Linked DNA regions of Homo sapiens: region 2 is linked to region 1. The links are chromatin contacts, found by Hi-C in ENCODE. All regions are on one chromosome and are shown on one strand. Each heading gives the region's core, a stretch centred on a gene start or an enhancer-like site at or near the end of the contact. The rest is flanking DNA. Distances are from core to core; before and after follow the strand shown. Region 1 overlaps ARHGAP15 (Rho GTPase activating protein 15). Region 2 overlaps ZEB2 (zinc finger E-box binding homeobox 2).

The links. A loop is a pair of places that touch in the nucleus more often than their neighbours do.
Region 2: a map of mesothelial cell of epicardium shows a loop between it and region 1 (29-fold over the local background). The contact joins two enhancer-like sites. A Hi-C loop is called at or near these places in 1 of 168 maps with a recorded cell type or tissue (mesothelial cell of epicardium).

What each region holds. Positions count from the first base shown.
Region 1 is chr2:143,477,083-143,484,339 of GRCh38, reverse strand. All of the region lies in intron 8 of ARHGAP15 (Rho GTPase activating protein 15), which reads right to left. Among named protein-coding and RNA genes, the nearest start is that of ARHGAP15-AS1, 300 kb to the left of the region's middle. RefSeq lists enhancers at 2,041-2,801, 3,031-3,544. Within about 2 kb of position 3,324, at least 2 of the 41 ENCODE cell types and tissues checked have a DNase peak (open chromatin) inside an H3K27ac peak, as active enhancers do.
Region 2 is chr2:144,466,330-144,473,586 of GRCh38, reverse strand. All of the region lies in intron 2 of ZEB2 (zinc finger E-box binding homeobox 2), which reads left to right. Among named protein-coding and RNA genes, the nearest start is that of ZEB2-AS1, 50 kb to the left of the region's middle. Within about 2 kb of position 3,637, at least 2 of the 41 ENCODE cell types and tissues checked have a DNase peak (open chromatin) inside an H3K27ac peak, as active enhancers do.

The DNA of each region.
Region 1 (7,257 bases), core at 2,075-4,574:
CGCTGGAGTGCAGTGGTGCGATCTCGGCTCACTGCAACCATTGCCACCTGGGTTCAAGCAATTCTCATGCCTCAGCCTCCTGAGTAGCTGGGAGTACAGGTGAACACCACCATGCCTAGCTAATTTTTGTGGTTTTAGTAGAGATGGGGTTTTACTATGTTGGCCAGGCTGGTCTTGAACTTCTGACCTCAAGTGATCCACCCCACCCCCAGCCTCCCAAAGTGCTGGGATTACAGGTGTGAGCTACCACGCCTGGCCTAATTTTTGTATTTTTAATAGAGGTGGGATTTCACCAGGTTGGCCAGGATGGTCTTGAACTCCTGGCCTCAAGTGATCCTCCTGCCTCATCCTCCCAAAGTGCTGGAATTACAGGTCTGAGCCACCATGGCCGCCTGTCTGGCCTGTGTAATTATAATGCAGCACAGTAAGGAGTCAAATGGAAATGTAAGAGATTAAAGGATCTAAGAGGAGGGATTGACCTCAGGTCATTTTGGAGAAATATCAAGTGCCCTGAGAACCCAAGCAAACAAAAATTGCTTTTACAAGACCTTGAATATCAGCCATTAACAAATTCAAAATTGTATAGTTGGAAGAGTCATTCTGAGCATCTTAACAAAGTGTGTTTATGTGCTATCCTAACAACTTTCCTTCTAGGTCCAGTCATCGCAGTGACCACCAGTCATGTATGATCTGCTTCAACTGACAGCTGTAGTCAAAGTCCCATAGGTCTGTATTCTAGTGTTGGAGACTGAAGAAACACTTAACATCCTTCAGAATAACTCTGCCTCAGGGCAATTTTGGTTTCAAGTCCATCTTTGGAATGACACAGAATAATCAATCTAAGTTTTCACAGGTTACAAAAGTAATATTTTCGATTTCTGGTCTCACCTCAAAAACCTTGCCATTTCCCATGATAGAATACCAAGAAATGCAGGGCCAAGCACGGTATATTTTTTTTCTTCCATTTGGAACTAGTAAAAACGATGCCATTAGAAAGTACTTTGCAAATTAAAATATACACACATGACGTATAAATGCTAGATTATGAAAATAATTACGGTATGAGTTATATCTTTTTGAAACTCCCCTAGGTATTCTGGTGATAGTATTCTTAATTAGAGAGATATATATGTATATCATATTGTCTTCAATACCACCATCTGGCTCCACATGTGAGAAATGCGTGTAAGGTGCATTGGTTTTTCAAAGAAAATGAAAATATGTTTTTAAATGCTTTATCTTGTTTCCTTCTCATACATACTGAGAAACTAGCAGAGTCTTGGACATGATTAGACAGTTTTTAACGTAGCCAAACTCTCCAAAGTTGGCTCTAATGATTACTTTCCTGGAGACAGACTAGAACGTCAACTTCCATTTCCTGATGCCGTAAATAATTGTCCTCAGATGACAAGTCAAATTACAAGGCCTGTGCCATCATTCATTCCACTCATTTTGTTCTAAGAAGAGTTATGTAGAGGTTGAAGTCAATAGATGACTATAATATATAGCATACTTTTTATTAACCAAATAACTTGAAAGCACTATAAATACAAAATAAAAATGTTAAGAAGTGCGTGGATATAAAGCAAGGTCCATCACTGGGACCCTGTAAACAGCCGTAAAAGTCTTTGAATATCGTGGTTTACAAATCTGATTTTAACAGCCAAACTTATAAAACAGTTTACGCTTTTCTGTTGTCAAGGGAGAAAAACTTGCCAAATTGTTCATTTTAAGTAAATACAACATAACCAATTAAGGAAAGCAAAATTTAAACACATGCCTGTGATAATCGGGACATAGTTTGCTTCTGATTTCACTACTGATTTTAACAGAACAGTGTTCCTTCCATTTTCCCACAGCACCCAAGTGACCCCACACATACTTTTAGAAACTTGTAATCACACAGTGCAAATAAAAGGACACTTTACTGGAAAATACACAGTGTGGTACAATAATCCATCATTTATGAAAAATAGAATTCAGCCTTTTCTTTTCCCTCAGAGATTCAACTACTTTTTGAGGGTGAAGCTTCCTGCAGTTTAAAGATTTATGTTAAGCCAACGAGTAGTTTTTTTTTTCCATTCCCACTTTGAGTTTTTATTTGAAAATAAATAGAGCCAAAAGAGATATGGGTTTAAACTCTGAAATATTTAATCTGATTTGCATAAGAGACTAGAGCAATCACTCTTAATCCTAGGTATTTTTACCTCCATAAACATTAACCTTAACCTGAAATGTACTAGCTTTCCAGGTATTCTAGAATTTACTTATATTTCCTTTATGTTTTCCTCTGCTTTTCCCATTGGAGATCTTTTCTGTCAAGCCTGAACAAATAGAATGCTTTTCAAAGACTGAGAATTTTCAATAACAATAGGCAATTCAAATCTCAACACACAGGCCAAAGGCATTAGCTTTAAATACCATTCTTAACCAGTTGAGAGACTTAATTGGTGCTAAAACTGCTCTCACCAGAGGGGAGTTAGAATTCTGGGCTTTCTAAGATGTTAGGATAGTGGGCTTTCTAAGATGATCTTCAGTTAATAGTATTACATATGAGAATAGGCATTAGCCCAACACAAGTGTTATACCTGACACAGCTATTGTGCTATTAAAAATCACCTCTAGAGCTACGAATGCTTACTGTAAATGGGTGCCCTTAGTATACTTATTTTCTCACTTTAGTAACAGGAAGGGGAAACAATGCCCTCTGGATGGACGACGAATATCTACTCCCATTTAGGGTATGGGAACCAAAAAAGAAAACCCCCAAATCTTCCAGAATTCAACGGTTTGGATAATATGATCCAAAATTGTGCATCTGCCAGAACATCTCTTTCTGGGGACCTTATTTTGAAATACCTTCTTTTCCTGCCAAACTGCTGTTCTCGCGGTATTCCCATGTTACAATTACATGTTGTTATTATTTTTTTTTTGAAATTTGGAAGTGCTGGGACAGCCAACATTTCAGAAATGTTGCTAAAGGAAAGTGGAGTCATTATACTTCAGAAAAGCTATTACACACAGCTTTCTACACTACTTGTTCTCACTTTATCGGTGAGGTTTGACATTGAGATCAACATCAGTGTAGGTAGATAGTTTTGTTAGCAGCTAGGAGCTCTAAACATTTCAATTCAATTCCAAAAGGACATCAAGGGCAAAGCTGGCAACAGTAGCTTTAGTGCCATCATCTTACCACTCTGCAGTATTCAGAGCAGGAAATCAAAGAAAAAAAAAAGACAAAATAAGGTTTTGTCAGGCTCTTAATCCCCAGAGGTTCCAAAACTCTTCTCACACCATCATAGGGATTACATAACAAAGTACTGAATTATCTCCACTCACATTTTCCAACACAAACTTCTTGTATTGGAATTACCCTGCTTAACTACTTTCCAAATTACATAAATAAGAGCACCTTATCCCAAATTGATTGAAAAAAAGAAATCAAGTTTATTACATTTCTTTCCAGCCTCCTGTTTATTCCTTTCCAGGGCATTCACGCTTGTGCTAATTCATGGGGCTGTAATAAATACTGCTTTGCCTTCCCCCGCCTGTGGTTTCAGAGCTCCCAGAACTTTGCACATAACTCCCTATGTCAGAGTGGGCAGAAAGGGTAAGTTTGGGCTTAATGTACTGTTGGTCATTTAATATCTCTTTTTTTCACTTGCTCAGTGTAAATAGAAGTCATAATTTCAAACCCCAACTTGCAGCCTGAAAAACTAAGTTATTGAAACTTTAAGTGACTTGCTCAAAACACAAATCATGATTAAATCTGGAAATAATTGAAAGAGGGAATGCTGGGCACTTTAACTGCAGTGCTCAGTTTTAACCACTTAATTCCCACTTAGACATTGTGGAAATACAAAATAGACAATTAGATTCATAACAGAAGGGTGTGTACTCATCATCTATTCCATGATTAATATTCATGCTATCTACCCATTTAAGGAGAAGTGAAAATTCATACAATTAAAATGTTTACTTTTAGACTGCATTATCAACTTTAAGTAGTTAAATCTAACCACATTTTTGCATTTTTGATATCAGTGAACAGCTGGCGTCTACTGTCAATTCAGCCATAGGAAAATTTCATGGCTACTTTTCTCAGGAATTTATGTATCCATGTCTTCTACTTCTAATGCATTTGTCTATGATGTAAATTCTTCACTGTCTTTTCATGTATAGACTTAGTATTTTTATTTTGCTCGTAATACATCTTAGGTGTATCTACATTGATAATGTATTTCTATAGTGTAAGGCAGGGTGTTTTGTTTAAACTCTTTTTGTTATAGCACTTAGCATAGCTTTGGGTTTCATAGTGAGTACTTTTAATGGTAATAATGATGATTGATAACTTCAATCCCATACTGCAAATATTAAGTATACCATCACAATGTTTAATTTCCCTTCCACTATAGATTTATCTGGTTTCCTTTTATAAGCCAGAGTTTAATGACTTTTTTTTTTTGCGTCACAGGTTATGAAAATACTACATTTTCAGAAAAACAATAAAAAGAGGGAAAATATACCTAAACAGCAAAACCTATCTTGTATGTAGAGAAACACAATGACATTTTTTTTTTCCTTAAAACAAAATGAGATACAGTGTAAAATGTAAAGATTCAGATCATTTAGACATTCTTCTATTGATTATATATTTTAACTGGGCTTCTTATGACTTGATATAGTGTCAGTAAAACTTTGTCACTTGAGAGCTGTTCAAAACTTTGATAAATTTGCTAATAAAGTAAGTGGTTATTGAGCTAAGGCAGTAGCTGATATTGAAAGCTGAATTACTAAAAAAAAGAAGAAAATATCATAGGGCATCAATCCACACAAAGGGCACTGTGAAGCAGAAATATGTTTTCCATGAGGAAAGATTGTATATTAAATACAGGAATGGGTTCTCTTCTAGTGATAGAAAACAGGCCACAGCCAAATCAAATGAGAAGAGCCTTAAATATAAATGTGAACATCAGTCCATAAAAGAGAAAAAAAAAAAACCCCAAAAAGAGTTGTAGGCGTGGTAATTCCACCAGAGAGGTGATAGCCTCTGCCTTCTACGAAATTAACACTTAGATTTCCGCAAAAAAGTAAGTCAAGTTGGAGAATAAAACACATGCATATATAAGAATATTGGATATTTCAGTACTGATGTATGGACTCAGATTCTGAACCATCATTAGCAGTATTTCAGTTGAGTGGCATTTAAATACTCTTTCCATGTATACATACATAGTGAGAGCTACCACTGTATATCATATGTACGTATTTGTTTGCACATTTGTAAAAATGCCTGTAAAGATACATTCTCAGCAGGTATAGAGGGGAGTAACATATAGTAATTTTGAGGCTTCTTCTTTAAATCTCTAAATTCCTGGACTGTGTGTTACAATGTATCTTTAGTAAAGAATATGCTATAATGTATCCTTAATTTTCCAAACAAAATTTTCAGCCAGGACAGAAAAACATACATGACATGTGCAGATAGTTTGAGAAATGTCTTAAAGCCAAATAATCAATAGTTAAGAAGTGGGAAAATGTTTCTTAGATTATAAGTTATACATAATTCTTCTAAAATAGTCTTAATTTCCACTTTTGCTAGACAATCGGATTATTCTAATGTCATATTTATAATAATGACTAATATTTTGAAGTTATTTGCTATATAATAAGGAATTTACTAAGCACATTGATCTCATTTAATCCTTATCAATATGGTAGGTTCCATTATTATCCATTTTACAGATTAGAAATCTGAGGTTCAGAGAAGTTAAGCCAAGTAGCAAATCAGTGGCAGAACCACAACTCAGGTGGTGTCTGATTCCCTGCCCTAAGGCCCTGCCTGTCCATCTGTGTGGCAATGCTGTCACCGTGTCTAAGGACATAGAGAGATGGTAATGTCCCCCACCCCCTTGCCTCACCATACTCAAGTACTTGCAACCTAAGGTCTTAAATCATCTGCTTTACCATGAACTGATTACTGAAACTATCCATGTGGTGTGTATCATTGTACGGCTGAGAGAGAAAAAGAGTCATCTTAGGTAAGATGAGTGAATCATGGGACAACAGTGGAGCTGGTGGCTGAATACTCTCTGGATTGCCAATAAGAACAGTTGAAGAATACATCTGGGTAGGACAGAACTGTAACCACCATGGACATGAATTGAGTTCTGCTGCAAGGATGCATACTGGGCAGAAGACAAATCACTCACCATGCTCCAGATTGCTCTATGCAGCAAGACAACAATGAACACAGAAGGAGAGATGTAGGTGGGAATTGGGGGTTCCTTTCAGGCAAAAATGGCTAGCAACCTAGCTGTGTCTTTCAGTTTTACCCCTGCCCTCACACAATCTTTTTCAGACACACACTTAGCCCACAACAGTGTAAGTGAATACATTTACTTCTGCAAACTCCTTAGTTCTTCTTTCAGCCAAACTGGGAAATCCCATTCTTCTCTATGCCCAACCCCAGAGCTCAGAGGCTTGTTTTGTTCCTGGTTGCTTCACAGGAACTGAGTGTAAGAGTTCAGGATCAGGACTTGGGGAAAAGCAGATAAGAACCATTGATATGCTTCCTTCCAATTGCTAATGCCATTTCTTTCTTTTTTCTTTCTTTCTTCCTTTTTTTCAAGTGTGTTCCTTTCTCTCCTACCCATTCTTTCTTTTTTGAATAATATAGGCTTTGGATTTTGAATTCCAACTCTGTCACTTAACGTTGTATCTTATTCAAGCTATGCCAGTTTTTTGTGCCTGTATTGTATCATCTGTTAGATGGGGATAATAATATCCATGCCAAGGATTTTTGTGTATGTTAAATGTTCTGATATAGGAAAAACATCCAGCTCAATGTCTAATGTATAATACATATGTAGTTAACAGAAGCAATTATTAATCTTAATAGATTAATATTAATGATTAAAATATGATTAATAATTAAAATATGATAGGCATCCTGCATCATCATCACCACTGTAATAATCATTAAATTTACAGAACAGGTGTATAAAAAGGACCCTTCTCAGCCTCCATCCCAGTGTCTCTCACTTTTTCAACATTTACTGAGCATTCACTATGCATCTGTTGTTATTAGATTAGACCCTTAGCTGCTGTATATGTGTGTGTGTGTGCGCGAGTGTGTGTGTGTGTGTGCGAGCATGTGTGTGTGTGTGTAAATGATTTGGCTCTCATTAAAAAAATGCTTGTATACTTTCCCAAGAGTTACCTGTGATTAATTTCTGCCAGGTAGAGTGTATTTCA
Region 2 (7,257 bases), core at 2,388-4,887, 990 kb before region 1:
TGCTTGCTATTTCAGCTACTAGACTACTGACCTCTATTGTACATGCCTGCAATCCCAGCACTTTGGGAGGCCAGGGTGGTAGGATGGCTTGAGCCCAAGAATTTAAGACCAGCCTGAGCAACATAGTGGGACCCTGTCTCTACCAAAAAAAGAATCAAGGTATGCACCAGTTAAGCCAGCCACGTTTTAGGACCACATAGCACTCTTCCCACAAGAGACCTCAAAACTTAATGACACTGGCTTTGGCAAATTCAATACCATGACATAAAACTACTCATTTTCCCTATCTGCCTAGTTTTCCATTGCAGTGGGAAATACCACCCTATCGTGGACCTCCCAACCAGGAACCCCATGGTTATTTTTGTCTCACTGCTGTCTTTCTCACTCCCCACAACCAGTCTGTTACCAACCGTTGCTACTTTTTCTTTGCCAATGTTTCCTGAATCCACCCCTTTCCTTTCCATTCTCATAGTTGTGGTCTTAGTCTAGGCTTTGGCCTTGGCCCATGGGGACTTTGCAGCCTTCTTTCCCCTCTCCCACCACATTCACATATCAAATTCCAGCTTACTTTATTTAATAACACTGACAAATTTTTTTTTCTCTTGTCTATGTTTTTGGTCCATTCATTCTCTCTGAGCTCCATTGAGACTGCCAGCTGCTCTCTGGACTGGCTTCTAATGTTCACTTCATACATGTCACCTCTTCATCCAGCTACCTCCTAATTGTTCCAATCTTTTTTTCTTTCTTTTTGGAGGTAAGCTCTTCTGGTACTTCTTTTTTTATCGTTCTCACACTTCTTCAGAAACTCTTCTCATGGTATACATGTTCCTGGTACACACCACTCAAGGGCAGATTCTGACACTTTCTTTCGGTAGTCCATCCGTGCTTCCTTTCTGATGTAGCAAAGTGTCCTCTTTGTGAGCACGCCCAGGTTCAAAACTTCCATTTCCACCACTTGCTACCTATGACATTGGGCAGTTACCTGACAGCACTTCACCTCAGCTTCCTCATCTGTAAAATGGATTGTTGTGATGAGTAATAAGATCATTTATTTAGAGCACTGCTGGCACACAGTAAGCACTGTTAACATGTTTGCTATTAGTATTATTATCATATCTCATAGGACTCCCCAATCACACCCCGCTTCAATCACCATCATGCTGTATGCCATATTATCCTTGCATGTAAATTTTGAGGACCACATAACTGGGTTTTAAAAATCTGGTTCTAACAGTAGTTTATGTCTTAGAAATCAGGGCAAAGTTAATCGAAGATACCTAATATCAAACCAGGTAAAGATGAAGACTTTAAATGCTTTTTGAGGATGATTATAAAGAACATTATGATAAGAATGATGATGATATGATGATGATGATGATGATGATGATGATGAAGAAAACATGACCAAATGCTTCTTTGGGTTAATACTCTGCTTATAAAACGAAGTGTCCAGGAAACATACAGTATTCCTCCTGAAATTAGTTTTTTTTTCCCATTAAATGGAAACATGTTATGCATAAGAACATATATTGTGCAGTATGCATGAGATTTATTTTTCAGAAAGCAGAGAAATGGCAAGAATTTTAAGTGTTCTACATACTTATTTAGATCTCACATCAGGAGATAAAACAAATGAAAACTCTGACTTGTTAATAATTTACGTTTTGGTGGAAAATTCATACAAGCTGTTAAGATACCTCTAAGACCCAACACAGAAAATGCAAATAACATATATCCACTGTGCACTGAAGAAAATTTGTCTGAAAAGAAAATAACATCAATTAAAAAAAAAAAACACAAGTGATTTCAAGGGAATGTTGACCACATTTACAGGGCTGTAATTGTGCTTATTAATTTTAGATGTCTCTTTTGAAATATTCGTGTAAATGATCTCTCCACTTACCAGGTGTTTCTTACAGAAAGTCCACTGGGCTACCTCACTACCTAGGAGGTGGCTTACAAATAGGGGATTTCTTTTTAGAAAGCCACACCATTACTTTTCTCTAACAGCTTATGCAAAAGTTTTGTGGGGGAGGGAAAAACCCAAGCCAAAAAAAAAAAAGAAAGAGAGAGAGAGAGAAGAGTGTGCATGACAATAACTACCTCTGTCCCTTAGGTTTTTGTTCTTTTCATGTCATGGAACTTTTTAGCTGTGCTGCCTGGGTAACTGCTCTGGAAGGTTGGAATATCTGTTGTTGAAGGAGGTTTGTGATTGAGGGCCCTCTGACACAACCTTTTGTTGCATTGAGGTGTTTGATCCTCTTTCCCTTTCTTCTAAAACCAATCCCATCCCTTTAAAAAATGGATAACCAGCACTTCTTTTACTTATTGTCAGCTTTTGGAAAGTTACTCTGGGGGTTTGTAGAAGTTTAACTAGTTAACTCTTTGCATGCTGATGTCCTGTCGCTAAATATTCTTCTTCTTTCTAAACAGGAAGGATTTTAATCACTTATATCAGGTAACTACCGCTGTTATGCAGGCATAGCAAGTGAAACATATTAAGGTCCAGAAATAAAGCATTTGTGTTCAAGGTCTTCAAATGTGAGAGTGATTCAGGCTTTGCAATGAGACACATCCTTATTTTCTTTTTGTCCTAGAACCGAAACATGTGAGAGTTATGACTCTGCCACTTGAAAAAACATGATGATATACTAATTTTTCATTGAAGAACAACAGGCTTTGGTAATAAGTAAATGCAAAGGGTTACTTCAGAACTGGGGTACATAACTGAATGGCAACAAAGAAAGAGAGCCTTAGAATGAAAAGTGTAGGGGTCTTGTTCCAGTCTGCTGACTAGATGCTGGAATATTTTTTTCCCAAAAGAAGGGACACAACCCAGGCTCTAGGAAAGAAAAGAAGCTTAAGTGGATTATTTAACAAAAAAGCAACTTATGGCTTCTAGATAGTGACCTACATTCTGCACACAATAATGATGTTTTACGGTGGTGATAGGGTTAATAACCTAACATCATTCATGTAGTGTTTTTTGAAAATTGAATTTTACTGCTACAAAGTAAATGTAACAGCCCTCTGGAGACAATATTACAGGCACTTTATTGTTTGCTAAGCTGATGTCATCTTTCTACAGACTGACTTTAAAACAAAGGCAGAACATTTATTACAAATATCACTGTGTGAAAGGAAATCTACTGAAATATTGTTTAGAAGGTGAGCTGATAAAAAAGTATTAATACTTGGCTTTGATCATCTTGTACTATAAAGTTATGACTTCAAATTTTTTCTCATGTGATCTCTATTCAAGGCAAACTTCATCCTGGCAATTCCTACCTGTGTCTCTAACATTATTTGCCCTCAAGTTGAAACATTTGTTTAAGATTCATGCGTGTTTTAAATACATTTTTACTCTCTAAGGCAATTTCTTAACAGAGTTGATGAGTTTTTGAGAGAGAGAGATTAAATAGCATCTTTCAGAGATAATATATGTATGATTTTAAAAACAAAGTATGGAGATTAAGCTGTTTAGTTTATATAATGAACTTTCAAAATCACCTGTAAGTGGTGACTGCAAAGTTTGCAATTTAAATAAGCTGTTTCAGGCACTGCCAAGCAAGCATTCTGCATCACAGGTTGCTTGCAACTCAGAGGGTTTGGTCTCTGTATCTGATGCACGTGTAATACAGCGTGAAGTTGTTTGTGGATCACACAGGAGCTTCTTAGAGCTTCATTTCCACACTGTAACCCTTGAAAATGTATCAAATGAGCAGATGCACTTGGCTCTTCCTTAAAAGGCACAAGTAATTTGTTTGTAAATCAGTTACCTTTCAAGAAAAGTTAAATTAGGGGGAACTCTTGTTTCTTTGATGTTTTCCCTCTTAGAAAGCCAAAGAGCAAATTAATGATCATTTTGAAGTAATAATGATAATGAGGAAAATATAATTTAGTGAGCTACACTATCCCAAAATAACTTTTTCAGGTACAGCATATAAATAACAGCCCAAAGGACTAAAGCAGCCTGATGGTGTTTTTCTAAGAAAATGATTTACTGCTCTGCCTTTGTCTCTGAACTCTGGTTAGAAGGAAAACACAGGTCAAGGAAATTGGGTTAAGGGAAAAAAAGCCTGTTATGGGCTAGGTGTAGAATTGTATGAATAGTGACTAATTGGGAGTCTGTAGCACTCAGATCAGTGTGTGCAATGCTCAGTACTGGCTGATGGTATTTATATCAGTCAAAAATGAAGCTGGATACATCTTTGCGTGCTCTACGAAGGCAGTGTGTTAGTTGGTGAATTGGCCGTGACCAGGAGAAAGCTACCAGTAGTACTATGATTGTGACTAAACCAAGAACTGAACTGCAATGTTTTAAAAATTTATTTTACTAATAAGTGTACTTCTGTATAGAAAAATCATTTTTAAAAAACCTTACAACTATTTTGAAACATTTTACTATAAGCCTGCCTTTGATTTGTTTGGGAAGCTATTTTATAGTCACTCAATTCATTTATTGTATTTGACAAATATTAGCTACTTACCATGTGCCAGCACCAAAGGTTCAAAAGTGAGTCCTCACAGAGCCTTACAGATTAGTGTCAGAAAGAACTGCTTGGCAAGGGTAAGAGTGTGACACATTGTGAGTATTCAAGAAATGTTTGTTGAGTGACTGATAGAATGAATTGAGGGATGATCAAGGTAAGTCCTCGATTTGATATATGTACAAGGAGGAACTAAGAGTTTCCCTCCCTGAACAGGTCAGAAAGGACATGCTTGAGCTGGCCTTAAAAAAACACCTGAGTGGCATGTAGCATGTGAATAATGAACAGGAATGAGCCACTGGTGGTAGAAACAGCATCCCAGAATATGCTCTGAGTTTTAGCAGCACAGCCCATTTCTGACCCCTGCATGCCTCAAAGCCACTTTAAGAATTTGGTCTTTGCCCTTCTGTCCTCACCCCCTGTTGTACTGTAATACACGCAAACATGTGTGTGCATGTACACACACATGCACACACACATGTGCTAACTCCATCGTTGGAATTCGACTGTCCACCCCTTCAAGAATCAAAGCATCTCCTAAAAAAAGGAAATGGCATGCCTGTTCCTTACTTGTATCCATAAAACTCACATTTGAGTTGTCTATCATGAGACCTCAGTTTTTTGACCAAACATTGTCCTTAAGCATCAGACACATAAGAAAAACTGGAAAGAGGAACAGGTAATATTTAAATCACCCACTATTCTTGTAATGAAAGGATTTTTCAAACATCAAGATGAAATGGTTTTATCAAATTATTAAAGTTTGCTTTTTGTGTCCAACTTAGCAACAAGTCATGGATGGGACACTCAAAACAGGCCAATTTGGGACAGTTCCAACTGTAGGAGGCCTTGTGTCATTACCTCTATAAATGGAATCGAGCTTCCCTTCTTCTGCAGCTATACATTTTCTTGCCTTTGATTTCCCACTCTGCTTTCTCTCCCGGCAGGCTCTTCCTGTCTCCTCTATCAGTTACTCTATAGGCAGATGTGCCTCTTTTTCCATTTGCCAGATCCCCCCAACCCAGATCTTCCAAACTACTCCCCTTTGAAGTCTCTATTACCGATACAATCACTTTTGTTTCCCTTCCATCCCCTCTCTCACTGCTCCAGTTTCTTCTCTCCCTAACCCCATTAGTTACATCTGCTGCCCCTACCATTCAGCCTGTGTTAAATCGTAATGCGCTTGACATAACTTCAGTTTGTCTGCTAAGTACTCAATCAGCACGCATTGCTATCTTCTGATTTGTAGGAAAGGGGGCAAGACTGAGTAAGCTGGCTCAGAATTCTCTGAGTGATTCAGCTCTGCCCAATTAGCACAACCAAAGTGGGAAATTGACAACTAATAATAATGAAAGAAATGGGTTTTAGTTGTGAATATAAATCCCACAAACTTGGTTCCTGATGCCTGTGGTAGATACTGTATGCTTCATATGGTGGTCAGATGGCTCAGAGAATGCAGAAGTGGATGAATGAAGGAGAGTGTGTCAATAATTGCAATATTTATTAGTTGACTGGGATTCTTTCCCTGGAATTCATTAATGGATTTTTTAAAGACTCTGCAAACCACCAGAAATTGTATGTAACATTTAGTATATTGATGCATTTTTTTCCTGGGCAGTGGGTCCATACGTTTAAGCAGATTCTTAAAAGGCTCTATGTCTCCCCACTATCCGCCTCCAAAAAGGTGAAGAATCATTGCTATAAGTGAAGACACCTATTTGGTCTATGTTTTCATGTGGTCTGCTTTTTTTCCCAGCCCATTTTAACATTCCACATGATTTGAGCAGTTCAGAGAGTAGAAACGTAGGGTTTTAAAGGCAAAATTTACCTTCTTTAAGAGGAAAAATGTTTAAACCACCTACCAGGTTATACAATTCACATTTTAAAAATTATTTTAGTTTTACCACAATTCAAAGACAGGCCTTTTTTTTTTTATTTAACAATGGGTATAATCACACATCTGAACATAAGAATTAGTTTTATGCAGTTCCATAGAAAACCAAAATCTTGAGGAACACTTTCAAAACAACCAGAGAAAAATAAACCATTCCTTATGTCAGTCTTGTTAGGGAGGGATTAAGAAACTGGCAATTATTTTGGCGACCTTAATTGTTGCGCGGCAGGAAAATATGTAATTAGAGCACGTTCCCAGGCCTGCACACCTGCAGCACATCCTACAGCATAATGTCAGCTTTCAGTGCCTGTCGGTGCCAGGTTCTAGCACAACCAGTCACAGTGACGCTCTGAGAACATTTCGGACTCATGTAATGTGGCTTCTGTGTATGAAAGAAGCAGGCATTTACACTACCACACAATGGAGTGCATTGCTGCAACACTGGTTTCATTATTTTCTGACGCCTACCTTCAGCACTGCCCTGGTTTACTCCGTTTGAGGTTTTATTGTTACGGTATAATAGTCCTGTACATTTTTGAAATTCCCTTATTATTCAGCTTATTAATACAGTACTGACTTGATTATCAGGCTGCAGTTGCACAGCGGAAGATTCAGTGCATTAGCTAAGTCAGAAGCTGAGTAAATTCTTGGTATAATGAGAACAATTGTTTGACATTTTTTTATGTAGAAAGATGGGCCATGGTAGTTCTCTATATAGTTGCATTTTGGAATTCACTCTATATTCCCTATATGTTGTTGAGTATTCGTTTTTCATATAAAGAAAGCTTAAAATGTGTTCTCACTAATTTGAAAAGTGTTTCAGGGTATGGGAGGACTCCATCATGATTCTCATTAGCTTTTTTCTTCTTTTTC